2 separate regions of the Homo sapiens genome follow, and region 2 is linked to region 1. Evidence: chromatin loops called from intact Hi-C (ENCODE). Cell type or tissue: mammary epithelial cell. All regions are shown on one strand. Each heading gives the region's core, and the rest is flanking DNA. Links, peaks and the distances in the headings are about the cores only. Region 1 overlaps NCAM1 (neural cell adhesion molecule 1). Region 2 holds the start of NCAM1-AS1 (NCAM1 antisense RNA 1).

Region 1 (10,526 bases), core at 2,984-5,483:
CCCGACCAGTAAGCCATAACCACGTGGCTGGGTTCTGGCCAGGGGATTATGGGTGGAAATCATTTATGCCACTTTTGTGACTGGCCCCTAAAACCACCTGCTCGATCTTCCACTCATCTCTCCTATCAGCTGCCTGGCTGGGGACGTCTGGGGGAAGACAGCAGAGATTTGACATCCTGGACCCCTGAATGACTGTGTGGAGCACAGCCTGCCTCACCCAGCTGTGGGAGTTTCTGAGCACGAGACATCAACCCCTGCTGTCCTGAGCCACTGAGGTCTGAGGCTTCATCTGTTATGATGACTTCACTTACATACCCCTTGCAAGGGTGGCGCACTGCCAGGTTTAGCTTCCATTAGATACATCTGTGTGCTTCCAACACATCCCTCTTTCTCTTTTAAGCTCTTCTGCATGTGTGTTGTTCCTTACAATCAATGAATCCCTGAGTAAAATGGGCTTGGAGAAAATGTCCTGGAAGCCCAGTGAGGAGGCACAGCAGACTATCTTTTGGGGTGGGACAGGTGGTTTTGTGTCATCCCTCACACAGCCCAGAGGGTGGAAAGCATCAAGAGAAAGGCTCCTGACAGGCCATGACAGGGCTCACTGCTAATCACATCAACTAGTTTGCCTCTTCCACAGCCTACCTCGAAAAAAGACAAATAGACTTCAATTAAATTTAGAAAGAACATAAAAAAGAATTTCCTGACAGCAGCTGGAATATCTTGGATCAGACCACAAGGTCTGAAGCTCTTCAGAGCTAAATATGAATACGGAGGCAACTGTTCCCAGTTGGTTTAGGTCAAGCCGTTACTAACCGTCTGTCCTGTGACTTTTAGGCTAAGGAAGCAAATTTTTCCAGAGGAGGAATAGAAAAGAAAAGGTCTCTAGTAGTTTTCCTCATAGTCCAACCAGTGCTGCAAGGAGAGAGTTACTATGAACAATTCGACGAAGGACTGCAACAATACCACCATTCTACCTTAGGAAGAATATCCTAAATATCACACACACCCCCATCACACACTTGATACAGGTTTAGGAAATAGCCACGCACAAGGTCACACTTATCTTTTGCTGATGGGGAGGTATAAATGCATTTAATCCAATCCACAGGTGGGGAGCAGTTGCAATGTGTACTACTAGGGGAAGCCAGGACTTATGATTTATCATTCCTGTCTTCAAGTTGCTTACAAACTACTAACAGAAGCAGGACATAGCATGAAAGATCAAATAAAATAACAAGACAATGGTACAAATGATGTCACAAAGGTATCTACAGCCCAGTCATTGGGCAGAATTCAGCCTATTATTTGTATCCAAATTTCTTTTCAAACTCACCTAATTTGCCAACACCACTGTTCCTTGGCACTCCCAATCCTAGTTGCCCTAGTTGTTTGATTTGTTTCCCTATTAATATACATCACTTTGTGGCATACTGTTTAATTGACTCATTGAATGTATTTAATAAGCTTAATGAAGGCAGGGATTTTCTCTGTTTTGTTCAGTGTTGTGCCCCAGTGTCTTGCACAGTGCTAGGCACATAGAAGATGCACAATAAATATCTGTCAAGCAAAGGAAAACCATGACAAGCTTCTAAAACCAGAAATTAATTTTTAAAAAAGTTAATTCCAATGCTCCTAAAAATATTGTTTGCAGACACTCTGCCAACAATAGCTAGAGCCTGCTCGCCAATGTGAATACTGAACGAGGCTTCAAATTTATAAGGATCTCTACTGTCAAACACAAGACACTGACATTTGGAAGATGTAGTGGGCAAAGCCTGTCTTCTATGTGGCCATCTTCTTATTTGAATTAATGGTATCACCAAAAAGGGGGCCCTTAGACACCCACGTGTACATCCAGAGGGCCATAAGTGCTGTTAGTGCTGTTAAAAAACGTGATAATAACATTAAAAAGGGCAAGCCTGTGTGTCCTACATGAAATGAGTGTCTAACACAGCAAAACCTGAAGCTACCAGAGCATTATGCTAAATTGCTGGCCTATTTACTTAACTAGCAATGGGCTGAAAAGAACCTCAAGGGCAGGATGAATTGAGGCTGTTCACCCTTGTCACTGAACACATATCTTCTTTATTCAGGATGTTCACAATGCTGCGCAGTCTCATAAGAAATCTTGAAATCCACATTCCTGCCTCTCTCCTAGGAATCTTGGTGCCAGTGTATTCATTTGACATTTTTGGGCTCCTATGGCATGAGTAGAGAAAGATCAGTTCTAAGGAGTTTTTCCAGAATAACGCCATATTTAATCAGTGGATGAAATGAACAGGATTTAGTCTTCCTGACCAAGTTCATCCCTGTGTTCATCTCACAGCTGTGACTGAGCAGCCATTTTAGAGAGCAAATGATGGATGCTCATATGTCTTAGTCACTGTTACTGGCATAAAAAAAATACAGGTCCTTGTCTATAGAGTCCCTAGGAAACACACCCAAAAAGAATCTCATTATAGTGAAGATGTAGCCAGTGGAGACGTACAGCTCCAGCTCCGCATGCACAGAAAATTATGTAGAAACCAATCTGCCAGGACAACAGTTTAATCTTCAAAAGCAAAACTTGGCCCTAAGATACCAAGCTAATGAGAGATTTTTATTGAAAATATCTTCATTTGTCAGACCCAAAGGGTCCTCTTAGGGAAATGAGAGGCCCCATGTGAAATTCAAAGGAGACTTGGCCCTACACTTCTCCAATCCAGAAGTGAAAGGAGAAAGCTGTTATTCTGGTGGCTCTTCCCAGACTTCACCTATCAGGTTTTGTCCAATGAGAAGGCAAAAAGCCTCCCTTAAACTGTACAGCTCCCAGAAAAAATAAAGATGGGTTTAATGTTTCTGCTCTCGTTTTTTGCTCTATATAATCTCCCCCAAGGATTAATTTTTAATATATCATGTGTGCCTGCACGCATGCACACACACACACACACACACACACACACACACACACACACACCCTCACAACTTGAAGTATTTTAGTTACTCTCCAATTGCAGGTCATGAATGTCAATAATTCCAGCTGTCCCCAGTGACAAACACGGCCTGTACCCCCACGCCCATGCCCACTTGGCAGCTTCTCCTCCCTATCTCTCCACTCATTCCTTCCTCTTTGGAATCCAAGTTGACCCTGCTAAAAAGAGTCTCCAATAAAATGAGAAATACGAGGCCTATTTTTCAACTTCTAAGCCAAGCACAGAGATGTGAGTAAGTCATCCCAAGAATAAAGAGGACTAAAGGAGGGGGCATGCCTATGAAGGGGGCAGAGGGAAAGGACGCTGCTGTGGGAAGGGATAAAAGCAGAGTTCGTTGTCACCATTGTCACCATGGAGTATATACCCCTTATCGTGACTTTTCTTCTTAAACAAATGTCTCATTCATTCACTAGACTGTGAACATGGAGGGGAGGAACCATTTACCACAGACTCTTGTATCCAAAGCTCCTGGAGAAGAAGTGTATGTGCAGGACACTTTCTAATACCTGAGTGCACTGATTAATAAGTCACAGAGTACTTTTATTCCCCTTTCACATAAGAACAGAGGCCTGGAGATGTGAGGTTGCATACCCAAGCTCATGGAGCTAATAAGTGACACATCTGAGATGCAAAGCTAGGTCTGCCTGCTCCCAAACCGTTCTGTGATGCACGCAAGGCCCGAGCAGTGAAGAGCTACTGAGCAAATGGGCGATGCTGAGCGTATTAGATGCTGTTGGAAAGAAAGTGTGGTTGCCAAAAGTGATTGGGGTGAATGGTGCACGGATTAAGTAATAAAACAGACACCAGCCAAGGAAAAATATAAGACCAGGCCAAGACTATAGACAGAGGGACCACACTGTCGGCCCCAGCAGTCTGGTGAGCATGCCACAGGGAGTATTTGGTCAAAATGATTACTCAGCCACGCCCCATGTGATAAGCAGCCGCCCTCCCAAAATCTCCTGTGCCCAGTCCTTTGTGGGACAGGTACCCAGCACAGTGAGGCTACTTTGTATCTAAGGGCAAATATGTTCTGAGTTCCACATACCCAACATACAACCCACCTGCTGAAAGGCAGCCCATCTTTCAATTGAGAACCACCGGACTATTTCTGTCTCTTGTAGGAAGGGACGCTGCTGAGCAGCTGTCTGATTTTTGTTACTGGGCACTAATCACTTAAGCTTTTTATTGTTATAATTCCTTTTTCTTTTAGTGGAGATTGAATTACCAATTTTCAATGCCTTGCAACTCTTAATATCAATTTTTAAAAATTTCTATCCTCTCACCACTACTTAACCATCACCAATTTTGCTAAAAGCAATGGGGGTTTAAAAATACTATCCCTAAAAGATAGTTCCTGCCTTAAAAGGTGTTGCATTTATACTTCCATTATAATCTTCATTCCTTTCTTTTTACAGGAGCAATTAGACCAGTAATAGTACGATGCAAGCTTTATTTTAAATGGCTTCCGGAAGAAAAGAGACAAAAGCACTGGTAACTCCTGAAACAGTTTTCTGTACACAGTCTTCTAGCTCCCTATGGCAGGCAGGAGTGGACACGGAGGTTTTGCAGAGCTCTGATAAGCTCTTGTTTATTTTAAATTCCATTTATTATTCTACGGCAGTGTCTGTCCAAAAGAATTACCTGGAGAGCTTTTGTAAAAATGCTTTCTAAACCCCACTCCTGGAGATTCTGGGGTAGAGCCCTGGAATGTGTATTTAACAAGCTCCCAAATGAGTCTGTTACAGGATCAAGCTTGGGAATCACAATTCTAATACATAAGAGGTAGTAGAACAGGGACAATGTGTTGTTCAGACAATCAGCAAACATCACTATCTTCTCTGAGTTCCATGTTGGAATATAGGCTGCCACTGTGGTAGGCAGGAAAGAGGCACAGAAAACAAACAGGAGGGAGGATTTATCCTCTAGAGAAAGTTTAAACCTGGACATGTCCCTTGCACCAAGGTCTGTCTGGCTGGTCTGAAATTGCACACTGTTAGGAGGTGTGGTGGATATCCTGGGATAAATGGGCACTATGGCAGTTCTACCTAAGTCTGGCCTGTAAAGTGGATGAGTTTTTCTGCTGTGAATTTGCTTATTCTCTGTCTGTGTTGTGGGCAAATTTGCATTGTGTTTGCAGTGGGCGTTGGGGACTTGAGTGGATTCCTATTGAAAAGTAACAATGTTTCTTTTTATGAGAACCGTTCATGTAAAAGAATTTCAAAACTAAGTAAGAATGTCAGGGAGACAAGAGAAACTCGATAATTTGTCAATTGCATCCGCTGAGAATACAATTATGAGAAAAATGAACTGTAATGATATAATAGATCTTTTTGTGTTGCTTAAAGACTAAGCAATAAAAGAGCAGGGTGATAAGCATCGGAAACTGTGGCTATAAACACATCTGAGTCTGTTTCATGAGCACATGGGGTAGGCCCACCCTGGGATGGAGGCAACGTGGAGAACTCTGTACCTTGGGTTCAAGTCCTGACTTTACCATTGGATGAGTTGTATGACCTTGAGCAAGCTGTAAACACTCACTGAGCCCAATCCTCTCTGAGTGGCACAGAGACCAGAGCTGATACTGGAAAGCACACAGCACAGGGCCTGCCACATGGGAGGCACTGAATAAATGGCAGCTATTTACTGTTTTTATTATATTACTGTATATTATTATTATTATTTGTTGTTGTTAAGGGTAGGGGAGGGTTTTATTCTTACTATTTTTTTTTTTTTTTGAGAAAGGGTATCACTCTGTCACCCAGCTGAAGTGCAGTGGTATGATCTTGGCTCCCTGCAATCTCTGCCTCCCAGGCTCATGAGATTCTCCCACCTCAGCCTCTCAAGCAGCTGGGACTACAGGCATGCACCACCACACCTGGCTAATTTTTGTATTTTTTGGTAGAGATGGAGTTTCAGCGTGTTGGCCAGGCTGGTCTTGAACTCCTGACCTTAAGTGATCTGCCCAACTTAGTCTCCCAAAGTGCTAGGATTACAGGTGTGAGCCACCACACCCAGCCAGGTTTTATTATTATTTTTTGTTGTTATTGTTGTTAAGGGTAGGAAAGGAAAGACTCAAAGATTTAGGATCACACTTTGCAATGTGGGACAAAAGCCAGCTGCACAGATTCCACAGATGATGAACTTAATCAATATTTTAATTCCAAAGGGTGGCCTGGAGCCTTTGAAAGTCTGCCCTCACGTCCAACCTGGTGACCTGGCATCCTGCACTCTGCCCAGCGGGCTCTGAGCAGACCGCCCACCTTTGGCTGACTCAAACAGTGGTTTCTAGACTAATGTAGTATAAGCCACTGCTGCTGAACAATTTTGTCTGCTGAAAGCCAATAGCGTGTAAAGGGCCACTCTTGGATCAACCCAAGCTGCAATCTCTGCTGCAGTTTTGATATAATCAAAACGTAAGGGCGATAAATGTTAATCCAACTTAATCCTGTTCATTAATAAATATAATTGAGATTTCTATTGATTTATCTACAACCATTTTTCTTATAAATGAAATATGCTGGTATTTTTCTGGAGGAAATGGTGTTAGGGTTTAGAATTTCTAAGATACTGCTGCAATCATTACAGAGGAAACGTGGTCCATTCCTTAATAGGTGTAACAGTGGAAACCGCCTTGCCTGGAATCTTTAGAGGACTCAGAGAAAGCCAGCTTTGTCAGAATCTCAACACTGGACTACCTGCTTACTGAGCAAAGCCATCCATTCATCAAAACAATATCAAAAAGTTACTACCCAACTGTGCTTCAGAATACGAGGGTGGCATCCTATATTGCTCTAATCATATTACTTACGATTTTATAAGTTGTCTGATTAGAAGGCTGATTTAATTAGAGTACTAATAGAAATGACAAACATTACATATGCTCATATATTGCTAAACCTTTTTCAATTATATTGGAGGTACCACCAGTGTGATGGCTAATGGTATACATTCAGGCCTTTAATGACGGACGGCCTCAAGCAATCTGCACACATCTTTATGACACACGTTAAATATACATTCAATGTACTGCTGAGAAATTTAGCAGAAGTGTCGATTCAAGCTCTTTTGCCAGACCCGGAGTAATCCAGCTGTCAGTAAACGTGTCTTATACTGACTTGAATGCTGTAGTGAGAGCCCAATGAACACACACAGGAAAAATGGGAATTCTTTTTTCCTTGACGTATTATACCTTATTGCTCTGGTATCTTTTGATAAGTTATAATCCAAGGAAAGCCCTTCCAAAATAAATAGTTATCATCAGGAGCTATGCCAAAGAATGAAATACACCTCAGTTTCCCATATGTAATGAACCGCAAGACTAAAAGCAAAGAATTCAGAAATATCTTGTGACTGTAAACACACAGCAGCCACTCTACTGTACAGAGAGGGACTTAGCTATGGCGCTGTCAGCCCCTGCTTGGCTGGATTTAAAAGTGTCAGAAAAGAGAGGTGGAGATCTGTTTCTTTAGCTGTGCAGCAGAGTCCTGAGTAGGACTTGTTCTGTTGCCCTATGTTGGTGACCAAGGAAGCAAAGCTAAGGTCAAAGAGATGGGCAAGTGCACTGCAGTCTACAGAGTACTAATGATTGAGAAAAGACACCTCCGGAAAAGCTTAGGGAGATGGTAGAATAGTCCTGCGACACCACACTCCCCACTTGCCCCTCCTTCCTCCTTCTCAGTCTAGAGAAGACAAAGAAGACAGCAGGTGGAATTAGCTCCGGGTCTTCTGCCTAGTGAGAGTAGCTACAGCTTTCCCTTCTTCTTTCCCTAGCATTGTTATCCTTTCTTTCAACTAAAGCAAGAGAAAGGTGACTATCTAAGAGAATTACTTTGGAGGAGCCAGCTTGAAGGAGAACCTGGCATCCTGCTTCCCAGCTGGATGACTGCAGGGTCAGCCGCTTTGCTGATCAGCCCTGAGTCCCCCAACCACCCTGAGCAGGCAAAAAGTGAATTGGAGAGAAATGGTAGGGCAAGAGGGGTCAGGAACCATCTAGCAAAGGCTAGGATGAGCGAGCTTCCCAAGCACCAGTGGGTCTACATCCCTTTGCCAGGGTCCTACTCAAGGGGGCAGCCTGCATGTCAAGGGAGCTCAGGAAGGAAAGGCTGTGGGCTGTACCACCAGGAGCGGAGCTGAGGGGTGGCTTGATAAAGCCGGGTTGACATTGTATCTCCTACAGCCAGGAAACACAGGACAGGGAGTCCCCTGAAGGGGCTCTAAGGAGACCTCCCTTGAGTACCATGAAAAGGCCAGTATTTGGATGTCTCCCACCTGGCAGGCACCCACCACCAGTCAGGGGTACCACAGAAGCAGGCACATCTCCAGAGAGAGGATGGCAGCCATGGTCAGTGGTGTGAGAGACACTATCTCCGCCCCACCCTAAAATACAGGAAGGGAAGGAGAATGAGAAGAAGAACAGAGTAAGAGTGTCCCAGAACTAAATCAAATTCCTTTACCCTTTTCCAAGGCAAGGGAAGGGGAGGAAGATGGAAAGAGTAAGCACCCCCTCCCCAATCCAAGTCTTTTATTTTTATTTTGAAATTGATACATTAATATTTGTACATATGTATGGGGTACATGTGATATTTTGATGCATACATACAATATGTAATGATCAAACCAGGGTGTTTAGATTATCCATCGCCAGGAACGTTTATCATTTCTTTGTGTTGGGAATATTTCAAATCTTCTAACTATTTTGAAATATATATTGTTGCTAACTGTCATCACCCTACTGTGCTACCCAAAACTAACATTTATTGCTTCTACCTAACTGTATGTTTGTATCCATTAACCAACCTATTCTTCCCCTCTTCCTTCCTCCACCTACACACACCCTTCCCTGCCTCTGGTAACCATCATTCTACTCTCTACCTCCTTGAGATCAACATTTTTTAGCTCCCACATATGAGTGAGAACATACAATATTTGTCTTTCTGTCCCTGACTTACTTCACTTAACAGAATGACCTCCAGGTCCATCCAAGTCCTTTTAAAACTAAAGAAGGCAGGTGCTGGAGGGAATGGAAAAGATGAGATTTACAAAGAATATGAGAATGGTGCTTTAAACTAGACAACCCTGAGTTCCTTTTTATTATTATTATTTTTTTGAGACGGAGTTTCGCTCTTGTTGCCCAGGCTGGAGTGCAACGGTGCAATCTCGGCTCACTGTAACCACTGCCTCCTGGGTCCAAGCAATTCCCTTGCCTCAGCCTCCCGAATAGCTGGGATTACAGACATGCACTACCATGCCTGGCTAATTTTTTGTATTTTAGTAGAGATGGGGTTTCTACACGTTAGTTAGGCTGGTCTCAAACTCCCGACCTCAGGTGATCCGCCTGCCTCGGCCTCCCAAAGTGCTGGGATTACAGGCATGAGCCACCATGCCCGGCGAGTTTCTTTTTAATTAATGAAAACAAGTGAGGTTCCACCAAAAATGTTCAATTTAATACATCTTTTTTGAGGATCCACCATGTGTCAGTCACCATTTTAGGCACTTGAGTGACAATGACACTAATGAATGAAACAAAGATCCCAGCCTTCCTGTTACTTATGGAGAAGAGAGATTTAATACAGTGCAGTTAATACACTGAGTGGAGAAAAATAAAACTACTGAACTTCTACTGGGTTCAGACTAGTCGATAAACCAGTTTCAACAGCTTTCAAAGATTAAATAACTTCTTTCTGAAAGTTTTGCTCTCACAAAAACACTGAGTTCTGCAAAAGGACCTAGAGATTGAACAGGAGGGGATGGGATCTGAAGGCAAGCTGATGACACCAGGCAACTGTTATGGGCTTAGAGAGATGTGTAAGGGCACTTGGAATAGACTGAAATAGACTAGATTACCCCCTTTCTGCCTCCATGGTGTTTGCTTTCTTCACTGATTCCATCCACACCGAGCCTTATCTCCTCAGTATAATAAAATCAACCTGAGACAGGAATCAGTGCAAAGCAAGACCACAGCTGTGATGTGGACCAGATAAGAATTTAAGATCTGCTTTACATTTGCCAATGGAAGCACTGCCATGTTTTCTAAATAGTTGCTTGTAGAGAAAAAGACATTACACAGTAAATAGGTCCACATTTACAGACAACTCAAAAATCTCTGGATAGGCACCCAAAGGAATGGATTTTGTCTCCATTCCTAGTTTCTGAGTTGATTCTATTTTCCTGGAGAAGGATCTTGAAACTCATGAAGTCTGACCAAGATAAGAAGGAGCCTCTGGAGTGTTGGGGATAATAACTCCGAAATCCACAGTAAATTCTACTCCTGTCTCCTTTTTGAGGGGGATCATTGTTATTCTTCTCAAAAGCCCCTTTCTGGAGTACAGTGCCTTTTTTTTTTTTTTTTTTTTTGTAAGATTGGTGGTGTTGGCCAGGCACAGTGGCTCATGCCTGTAATCTTAACACTTTGGGAGGACGAGGCAGGGGGATCACCTGAGGTCAGGAGTTCGAGACCAGCCTAGCCAACATGGTGAAATCCCATCTTTACCAAAAATTCAAAAATTAGCGGGGTGTAGTGGCATGCACCTGCAGTCCCAGCTACTTGGGAGACTG
Region 2 (9,400 bases), core at 3,218-5,717, 150 kb before region 1:
ACCTTAGCCTTGATTCTACAGCAGGTCTCTTCCAGGAACTCCCAATTCCACAGCCTAATGGACATCTCCAACTCTAGCAGCTGCTTCTTTCAGACACAGCCAGAGAGCAGCATATACAAGAGAATGCTTAGCTGAGGCAAAGTTTTATTCACTCTGTCTAGCTTAGAGACATAATAAACTCCAGGGGCTGAATGACGGCTCTAAATGCTGAGAGATAGGCCAAAGCAGTAAGAAGGAGGCATTACTTATTTTAGAATAAGCGCCATGTCATTACCTTATTGCTGAAATCTTGAAGCTCAGGTGTTGACTATTACTACGATTAGGTCTGATGGTATCGCACACCCAGGATGCCAACAGCGCCAACTCCCGCTGATTGAGTTCCCACTGTGTGCCAAGAAAGAAGACACTAGGCCTTCATGTACATTGTTTCATTCATCAACCAGCACCCTAACTAACTCTCTTTTCTTGGTATTTCCTGTATGTCAGAAAAGGAAACTGAATCTTGGGGAGATTAAGCAACTCTTTCAAGGTCAACCGGGGAGCGGCAGAACCAGAGTTCGAAGGAAACCTTTCTGAATCTGACGTCTGCCCCTTCTAAATTAGGACTCTCATCTATCAGCCTGTGAGAAAAAATACAGAAAGCATCATTCAGGCAACACATGAACTCAAGACACTGAGACTTCGCTAACCTTCCTCGCACACAAGGTCCTAAAGGAACTACCACACGCATGTCCACATTTGATGCACATAACAGACTCTCACCGCATTGAAATAAACCCCAGTATGATCATAATAGCTTTTTTCTTTCAATTTTTATTGAACACAAGTATTCCGACAGAATGCAAAGTCAAAATTCTCAGTTAGTACTCAGTATTTACACCAGTGAGAATGGAAACAAAGGTGGTATCGATGTTTCACTTGGTAAAAAGTTTTATAACAAGAGAGAAGGCCCCCGAAGTACAGAATGCTGGGTAGGGATGTTAATGGAGGTCTGAAAACCGCCATCCAGACAGACAGCCTCAAGTGAAAACCTGGGACTCGGAAGGCTCCATAGAAAAGTGTGAAAATAGAGTTCCACCTCCAAAGCTGCACTATATACACCACAGCCCTGCAGGGTCCAGTGGCCCTGCTCGTCACACTTGAGTGCTCCTCCAGCAGAACTTGGCCATGCCGGTCTTCATGTGAATACATATGTATGGCACATACACACATAGACACATAGACATTGGAAACTGGAGTTGATCCCTCCTTCAAAAATTAAAAAAGAAAATTATAAGCTTTGATCTCTTAACATAAAAGATAAAACATCTTGGAATAAAATGACTCCCTCTTTGATTTTAGAGAAAGCATTGCTTTTTTTTTTTTTTTTTTTTTTTTTTTAAAGGAAAAACTCTTGCATGCTGAGACAAACCTATGTGTAATGGGAGAGAACAGACCAAAATGTGGGCAGAGTCTTAGGTCCTAGCTAATGGCAGAGCCAGGGTTCTAGGGGGTCAGCTGTCCCGGGCCAGGTGATCTGAGGGCTGACCTGTTTCTTCCTAACCATCAGAACCAAAACCAGTTTGACCTAACCACAACCACTTTGACAGTCTTGACAAGGTATGGCATGGGCTTGGCCTGGTGTGGCAAAGCCATCGACATTACAAGATGAAGAACTGAGTCCACTGAACAGCCTGGTGACCAGAAGAGCCTGCCCCTCACTGCTGGGCCCTCCCGGTCTCAGACACCCAGGCTCTCACATTCTACTGTGTGCTCTAAGATCTCTCTTCATGTTCCTCTATTCTGAGGGCCTGTGCATTTGAACCAGAGATCTGTGCAGGCCCTAGAATCAAAGGGGCCAGGGCTGTGTGTTCTGGGATCCTCCATTTCCATCCCCAGGAGCTGAGAAAATGCAACATAACCCCACATTGAGCAAATGACAAGACCATTATTCTTCACAGTTTGAAATTATAATCTAGCATCGCCACTGATCAGACTGCAGAAGTGTCAGAACGTTGGGGAGAGTGGCCCACAGAATGGACCCAGAGGCAGCCTTGCCACCCTAACCTCTTGCTGCTTTGTACCTTAGGAGAGGAGCGCATGCGGAGTACTGATTTCTGTTTACTTAGCATCATCTTCATCATCATCATCATCATCTGTATTTCATTTTCTTTGTTAAAAGGCTTCGATTCCGTTTGAGTGATTTTTGTTTCCTGAATATTTTTTCTGAACTATCTGCTATACCTTCCACAACCAAACTATGTTGAAGTTTTATTTCAATACTATGACAAAAACACGTTTCACACTAAAATATTCACGCATCCACAGTGCACAAGCTTGCAGTTCTAAAGTAGAATGAGGGAAAAAAAAGCAAAATTTCTATACAAAGGGCTGGCTTTTCCCTTCTCCCCCCCCTCCCATCCCCCTTAAAGTTTCTGTATTTTTTCCCCCACTTGGTTTCCAATCCAGGAAAGTTGTGTTATGACTCCAGACAGTAGGTTGTTTCTTTCTTCTTTTGTTTCTATAAATGCTGCCTAAGTGAACAGAAGGCCGATGTTACTTTACTTCAACAGATTTCCAAAAAAAGACACTAATTCCCTGAAGCACACATGCTCTTCCGCTCAAATCTAGATTCTGGGCTCAAAAGGAAATGGTATGTATAGATTTTATTTGGCTTTCTACACAAAGGGGATGTGTGGGGTAATAATGTGTGTTCACCAAGACCAGCCCCAACTATACAATCTTCTCTGCTTCATTCAACAAAGCCTAAGGAGTCCTTCAAAAGAAGGGTGAGAACGCCTGGGAGCAGATCCCTTTTCACAGATGCAGGCAGGTGGCGGCTAATCAGAAAGTGGTCTAACCCCCAAAGAAACACAAAAATAACCAAAAATTCAAAAGCAAAACCATTCCAGAATGAGATGGATTTTCACCTGAGTGGGACCCAGGCAAAAACTGCAGATCAGAAAAGAGGGGAAGAGCAGCTGTAAACAATCATGTTTTGTAAAGTTGTCCTGTGCTAAAGCAAGCGTGGGATGATCCTACCTACCTCTAGGTGGTATTTGTTACCTTAAAAAATAAAAGGCAGCTATTTTACACGGACATTTAAACACAACCAAAGTCAAACATTTGTCACCTTGTAAACACTGGAAAACAAAGTTGGCAGAAAGAAAGAAAGAAAAAAGAATGTAAAAGAAAGAAAAAGAAGTCTGAATACTGCAAATTGAGATCTACCCCCAGAAGCTGCAATTTGGCATTCGTCCTATAAAATAAGAGTCTACGTGGGAATTGAATTCAGCTAGAAAGGGTGACACACTTTGCATACTGAACAAATACAAAGTGAACAGAAATTATAACTTATTTATGAGGTTTTACAGAGTTCAAACTTGACTGAAAGTATAAAAATAAACTGTGGACTTTGTTCATTCGATTAGTCTTAGTGCCTGAAAGTATTTCTCTGAAACTGGTCTGTGCCAATCGGGTAACACCAAGTGTGGTCTTCCTGAACCTAGATTTCGTTTCTGAGCTTCCTAGATTCTTAATTTGGGGTCCTTTTGTTTGATTTTTTAACGGTTTCAGGGAACGGAGTGTCCTAGTTTGGCTGTGGGTTTAACCTTTTTGTCTCATTTTCTTACAAGTGAGTGTGCAACAAAGGGACCCTTTCTATAAACCTACAAAAAGGAGATTCCCATGTTTTATCTGTTTAGTTTTTTTTAAAGGCAAAAGACACTAGAGAAATGAGATGTGTGTGTGTGCATGTGTGTTTGTGTGTGTGCGTGCGTGTGTGTGTCTGTGGTGTTGGAAATGCTCTGGTGAAGCTGCTGTGTCACTTTTTATTTTGATCTTTGCTCGGTTCTCTTCACCCATCATGCTTTGCTCTCGTTCTCCTTTGTCTGTGTGGCGTCATTGGGGACCGTCTTGACTTCGGCTGGCGCTGGCTTCGTTTCTGTCTCCTGGCACTCTGGCTTTGCTTCTACGGGGCCCTTCCTGCAGAGAATCAGGAAAACAGAACCACTGAGACCACGGTCTGCAGACATCTCGCCCCTGCATCCAGGCCTTGGGGACAGCAGGGAGGAGGAGGGGTTCTCCAGTGACAGCACCCGGCTCCAACCTCTGCCCGTCAAATCACCTGGGAGCACTAAAAATCACCCAAGCCCGAGCTGTGTTCGCGGAAATCCTGATTTAATTGGTCCGGACACAGTGACTTTTAAAAGCACCCAAGTGACTCTAATGTGCAGCCATAGTTGAGAAGCACTGAGTCAGAAGAACGAGTCCTTTCCTCTTCCAGCCCTAAGTTGATGCCAGAGGCTGTGTTTTTACCTGGGGTGGTGGAAGGGGGCAGCAGAGGCAGCTCCTCCTCACCCTGACCAGCTGCAGTGGCAACAGCTCAGCTGGATGTAAATGCAGCCTGCTGGGCTGGGCTGGGCTCCCAGCACTGATTTCAGGGGCCCCTTTGCAACCCACTCTTGCCTGTCCCTTCCCCACCCCACCCTGTGCTGTTGCAGGATGATGCCTCTAGGGCCTGCCTGGGTAGGGTGAGAAAACACTGATGGAGGCAGCTTTTCATGGCAGCCTGGTGGGGTACTAGAGTGGGCCTGGTGGCTATGCGAGAGTTGAGGGCAGCTGAGTGGGCAGGGCTATCAGAGTCCTTTTCCCTCCCGATGCTGAGATTCAGGGCTCCTGGCGAGAGCCCCTTGCAGCCCATGGTGGCAGCATGGCAGCTTATCTGGGGAGCAGCCATAGGAGCCTCTATAAAAATCTAGGTCTGACTCTGCCTCCATCAGTTCCAGGAAAGGGAGTCGGGTCTGAGGATGCATGGGGACAGGCACAGACCCCAGCCTCAGCTGGTGCCACTGAATTTTGGCAAGACACTTACAAACCTGAAAGGTTAAGGCCTTTCTCTTGAACTTTGAGACCCAGCAGCCATTTGATGCTGGGGAGCCCCGAGTCTTCCCAGCCACTCTAAGAGCAGGAGAAGCAAGAGTGGGCTGGGGGCCGGGGTTGGGAGGGGAGGGTGAGCATCTGAGCCACAGTGTGAGGGGACCTCTGAACTGCACCCTCCCCTGCCACGGGCCTGGGGCCTACCTCTTTTCTTCCTGCACATCAGTGCCTTTCTGGTAGGGACTCAGCCTGGCACTGAATAACACACCGACTGGGGGCCCCAGGGTGGCTGATAAGGGCACCTTGGCCTTCTTAGCCTGCTTCCCAAGCTATTCTCATCAGTGGCCTGACTGCAAGGGCTCCCCCAGGGAAAACAGAAGCCGCTGCTAGGATGATAAGGATAAAACATAATTAACATGGCCTAATTAGCCAGCAGGCGGCTGCTCCTGGGGCCCAGCTGCCTGTCCTGCTCTCTCTGCCTTATCCCAGCCCCTTGGTTGACGGTCGCCTCAGAGAAGCCCTGGATGAGGCTGAAGACACATCTAACAAGGAGGACACAGCACAGCACAAATGCACACCACCACAGGACACAACCCGATGACAGCAGACAAAGAGAGGCCGTACTCGGTCTTTGCTGGCGCAGGCGAAACAGAGCTGTCTGCAGTGGAAGGAGCAAGCTCAGGGGCTTGTCCACTGGCCCCAGCGGCGGGAGCAGGAGAGCCCAGGGCTGCAAAAACATCCTTTGCAAGGTCAATATCTGGGGTCTTGAAGTTCCCTTCGTCCATTTTAAAGTCCTCGCCCTGGGAAGGGTTTGTGGTGCTGACGGAGGCAGCCTCGCTCTTCGGGCTAGCAAGGGCTGTGGCTGCCTCGGCCGGGCTCTTCGCGGCTCCGGGCTGGGTGGGCTCCGGGTCCGGGCCTTTGGTGCTGGGAGCCTCCTGCTTGGCCTGAGGGGCTTCTGTGGCAGGGGCAGCCGCTGCTGCTAGAGGACTGGCTGCCCCAGTCGGGGTGGGGACTGGTGCAGGGGTGGGCTTGCTGGCCGGAGGAGCCTTAGAGGCCTCCCCGACACCAGCAGGGGCGCTTGGGCTGAGGACAGCCCCTTGGTTAGCCAGGACACTAGAAGACAAATTGCTAGCGGCAGGGGTTGAGGTCGGGGTGTCGCTCAGGTCAACGAGGGGGGCGACCTTGGGGGCTGAAGCTGGGGCCGGGGAGGGGGCAGAGGCGCTGGGCCCCTTGGAAGGGGTGGCCTGGCCAGCCGGTACAGAGTTTGAGTCAGGCGTGGCCGTGGCCGGCGGGGCAATACTGGAGGTCAGGGTGGTGGTCTCACTGGTGGGGCTGTTCTGAGCAGTGGCAAAGGTTTCGGTGATAGTGTCAGAGTTAGTGGTGACGGTGGTGACAGAAGGCAGCATGTCCTCGACAGTGGCCGTAGTGTCGGCAGGCAGCCTGTGGGAGGACAGGAAGTAGAAGAGAATAGACAATGAAGCTGAGACGTGACAGAGAAGCGAGGAGGAGGGCTGAAGCCCAGGACAGGGACCATGGGGGTGGGGGCATGCAGTTAGGCACAGGCACGGACACAGGCCCACAGAGAGAGAAGGATGCTGAGAGGAAGCACACGCCCAGGTGGGCAGAAGAGGACACAGGAGACGACAGAGAACGTGGCGGTCTCAAAAGGGACCTGCTAGCCCTTCCCTGCTGATGTCTCTCCAGCTCTCTGCATAGAGCTCCCTTTCCCTGAAGTCCTTGCAGACCTGCCTAGGGCTTCCTGATCCCTGCCCTGGATCTCCATTCAAGGAGGGGCAGGCTTCTGTTCAGCATCCACCTGCTCTAGGCTTCCCAGGTCCCAGAGGAACTGGGCCCAGCTGTCCTGCAGGGCTCCCCAGGGCACCGATGGGAAAAGTCACGAATAAGGCAGATCACGAGTACTCAGAATGGCTCATAGGAGCTGTGGGTTCTTCCAGTCACAGATTTTGTGGTTCCCTGAAACTCCATTCCCTTTAAGCCCATAAGATCCTTGACAGCTAGGCAGGCATTACAACCACAACTGGTCTGGGGCTCCGTGGGTCCCCGAGGTTTCTGAACAGAGGAGGGGCAGAGAACTTTACCAGGTCCCCAGCTTCCCTTATCCTTTCAGGGGGAAAACACAAAACCCTAGAATTTCAAGAAATCCTAAGCAGACTCTGCTAAGCCTTTCAGTGAGATTTTGCCACCTTAAGCCATTTCCAGAATATGTGTATAACTTGAGAACAGGGGCTAGGGATCCAGGGATCCCTACTTATACAGGAGCCTTCTAAGGGTACCCACAGCCACCGAAATAGAACCAGAAATGCCTGAGGTCAGGCATTTCTCAGCCAAGCAGGTCTTGTGGCCAAGGGTTTGGAATCCTGGCCTGAACTGTTTGGCCGGGAGCTGTGGGTAGGGGCACGGGAGGTGGGGGTAGGGTGGGGAGGTGGGTGTGGGGGTCTCTACGGAGCAGGTGCCAGCCCCTCCCAGCCCACGTACTCGGGCTCCGTCAGTGGCGTGGTCTCGTTGGGCTCTGTGTGTTTCCCTCCATCATGGTTTGGGGTCCTCTCCTCCTCCGTTCGAACCTCCACGATGGGCTCCTTGGACTCATCTTTCCTGTGGAGACAGTACTGCTGGTTAGACCCTAGGGCAGCTGCAGGGAGGGGCTCCCACGGAAGAGCAGCTATGACTCAACCCAAGGCTGGCACGGTGGGCATCCAGAGCCAACAGATTCAAATGTATAAGTCTCAGCCCAACCCTTGCTAGCTGTGTGACCTTGAGCTTCAGATTTAATCACCCTGCCTCAGTCCCTTCATCTGTAAAATGAGGCAAAAACACTGTTACTTTGCCTAGTTATGAGAATTCAATGAAAGGATGCATGGGAAGTGCTAAACACAGTGCCTGACACAGATCATTGCTCAAATACATACATCTGTCTCTGTACACAGGTATACATACATTTCTTTTCCTTTCCTTTTCTTTTTTTTTTTTTTTTTTTTTTTTTTTGAGACAGAGTCTCTCTATGTCGCCCAGGCTGGAGTGCAGTGGCGTGATCTTGGTTCGTTGCAACCTCCGCCTCCTGGGTTCAAGCGATTCTCCAGCCTCAGCCTCCTGAATAGCTGGGATTACAGGAGCATGCCACCACGCCTGGCTAATTTTTGTATTTTTAGTAGAGGCGGGGCTTCGCCATGTTAGCCAGGCTGGTCTCCAACTCCTGACCTCAAATGATCCATCCATCTCGGCCTCCCAAAGTGCTGGGATTACAGGCGTGAGTCACCCCTATACATACATTTCTAAGTACATGCACATACATGTATATGCATATACAGTGCCTGGCATGTGGTGGTGCTAAACAACTTATTTCCTTGCTCAGTCCCTTTCTGGCTTGCTCCAGCTCTGCTCCACCCAGTGACAGTCTTCGAAGGCTCTTGCTAACTGGCTTAGGATCTGTTTCTCCAAGATGCTGTTGGAGGGACAGTATCTGGATCATCAGCTCCATAAGGACAAGAATTTCTATCTGTTTGTTCCCTGTTGTACCTATGTGCCTGGGAACAGTGCCTTGCCTGCAGCAGCTGCTTGATAAATATTTGTTGAGTGATGGATGAATGAATGAATAAACAATGTACGAAAGCAAGGTAAGTGTGTCCCTCTAATGCTGCCCTACCCCATGGCAGCTCCTCCCCAGGTTTAGTTCTGACAATTTCCCTCATTTTGACCTACACAGGGATTTTCACACTCTGGGGAGATTCTAATACAAGAGATCTGGGATTGGGCTCAAGAGTCTACATTTCAAACAGGTAACCCCCAAAGACCATGCTTTGAGAAACTTTTCTCTAATGTTTTTCCCCCATCAGGGTTCCAAATGGAGAACGTGCAATGAAAGGAAAGGCACCAGCTGATGGCGCAGGGTGGTGCAGCTGCTGGGTCCCTGGGCTGGAGCAGAGCCCAAACCTCAGCAAGGTGGACAGGTCTGCACTCACGAGAAGGCGGCCTTGCCCTCCTCCATGTCCTTGCCCTTGGCCCCGGGCCCGGCTTTTCCACACAGGTTGACCGCAATGCACATGAACAGGCCACACTTGTTCAGGAAGTAGCAGGTGATGTCCACAACCACCAGGAGCAGGACGAAGATGACGATGAGGATGCCCACGATGGCCCCGGTGCTCAGGCCTGAGGTGGGGCTGCCGTTGGCTTGAGTGGGAGAGAGATGGCTGGTGGTTAACAGACTGAGATGCGAGACCTCCAGACCCTGCCAGCAAAAGCCCCTGCGGGTGGGGAGGGCCCAGAGGACAGAGTCATGGCATTCATGCCCAGAGTGACACCTTCCTGGGGACCTTCTATGCCCCAGAATTGAGAAAACAGGGTCTTTCTATACCTTCCAGAGGGAGGGATGACAACATCATCTCACAGATTGGGGAACAGGGGTGAGCCTGGTCAGCTGGCCTCCCGTGAGTCCTGGGAGCAGACTGAGCCCCGCCTGTCTGAGAACACCGGATAATGAGGCAGTTGGAGGGCGCTGCTGTGTTTCCCCTGGACCAGGGCAAAAGGC

Evidence for each region. Peaks named below come from ENCODE experiments on the same cell type or tissue, not always from the same donor. Only the 100,000 strongest peaks of a DNase experiment are listed, where the experiment ranks them.
Region 2: it touches region 1 in a loop (2.7-fold over the local background); 11 of 110 quality-filtered maps call a loop at or near these places.

Annotation. Positions count from the first base shown.
Region 1 is chr11:113,121,337-113,131,862 of GRCh38, reverse strand. The region is part of intron 1 of NCAM1 (neural cell adhesion molecule 1); the gene reads right to left. Among named protein-coding and RNA genes, the nearest start is that of NCAM1-AS1, 150 kb to the left of the region's middle. In mammary epithelial cell, for the core only: no CTCF peak of the experiment used is centred there; no DNase peak of the experiment used is centred there.
Region 2 is chr11:113,269,830-113,279,229 of GRCh38, reverse strand. NCAM1 (neural cell adhesion molecule 1) reads right to left here. Exons shown (of 20, transcript NM_181351.5): 18 at 8,835-9,042; 19 at 7,354-7,470; 20 at 794-3,963. The coding sequence ends at 3,843. It overlaps NCAM1-AS1 (NCAM1 antisense RNA 1), which reads left to right and starts at 5,329. Exons shown (of 3, transcript NR_034101.1): 1 at 5,329-5,606; 2 at 8,709-9,026. It overlaps TTC12-DT (TTC12 divergent transcript), which reads left to right. Exons shown (of 5, transcript NR_199709.1): 5 at 487-793. In mammary epithelial cell, for the core only: a CTCF peak has its summit at 4,305; no DNase peak of the experiment used is centred there.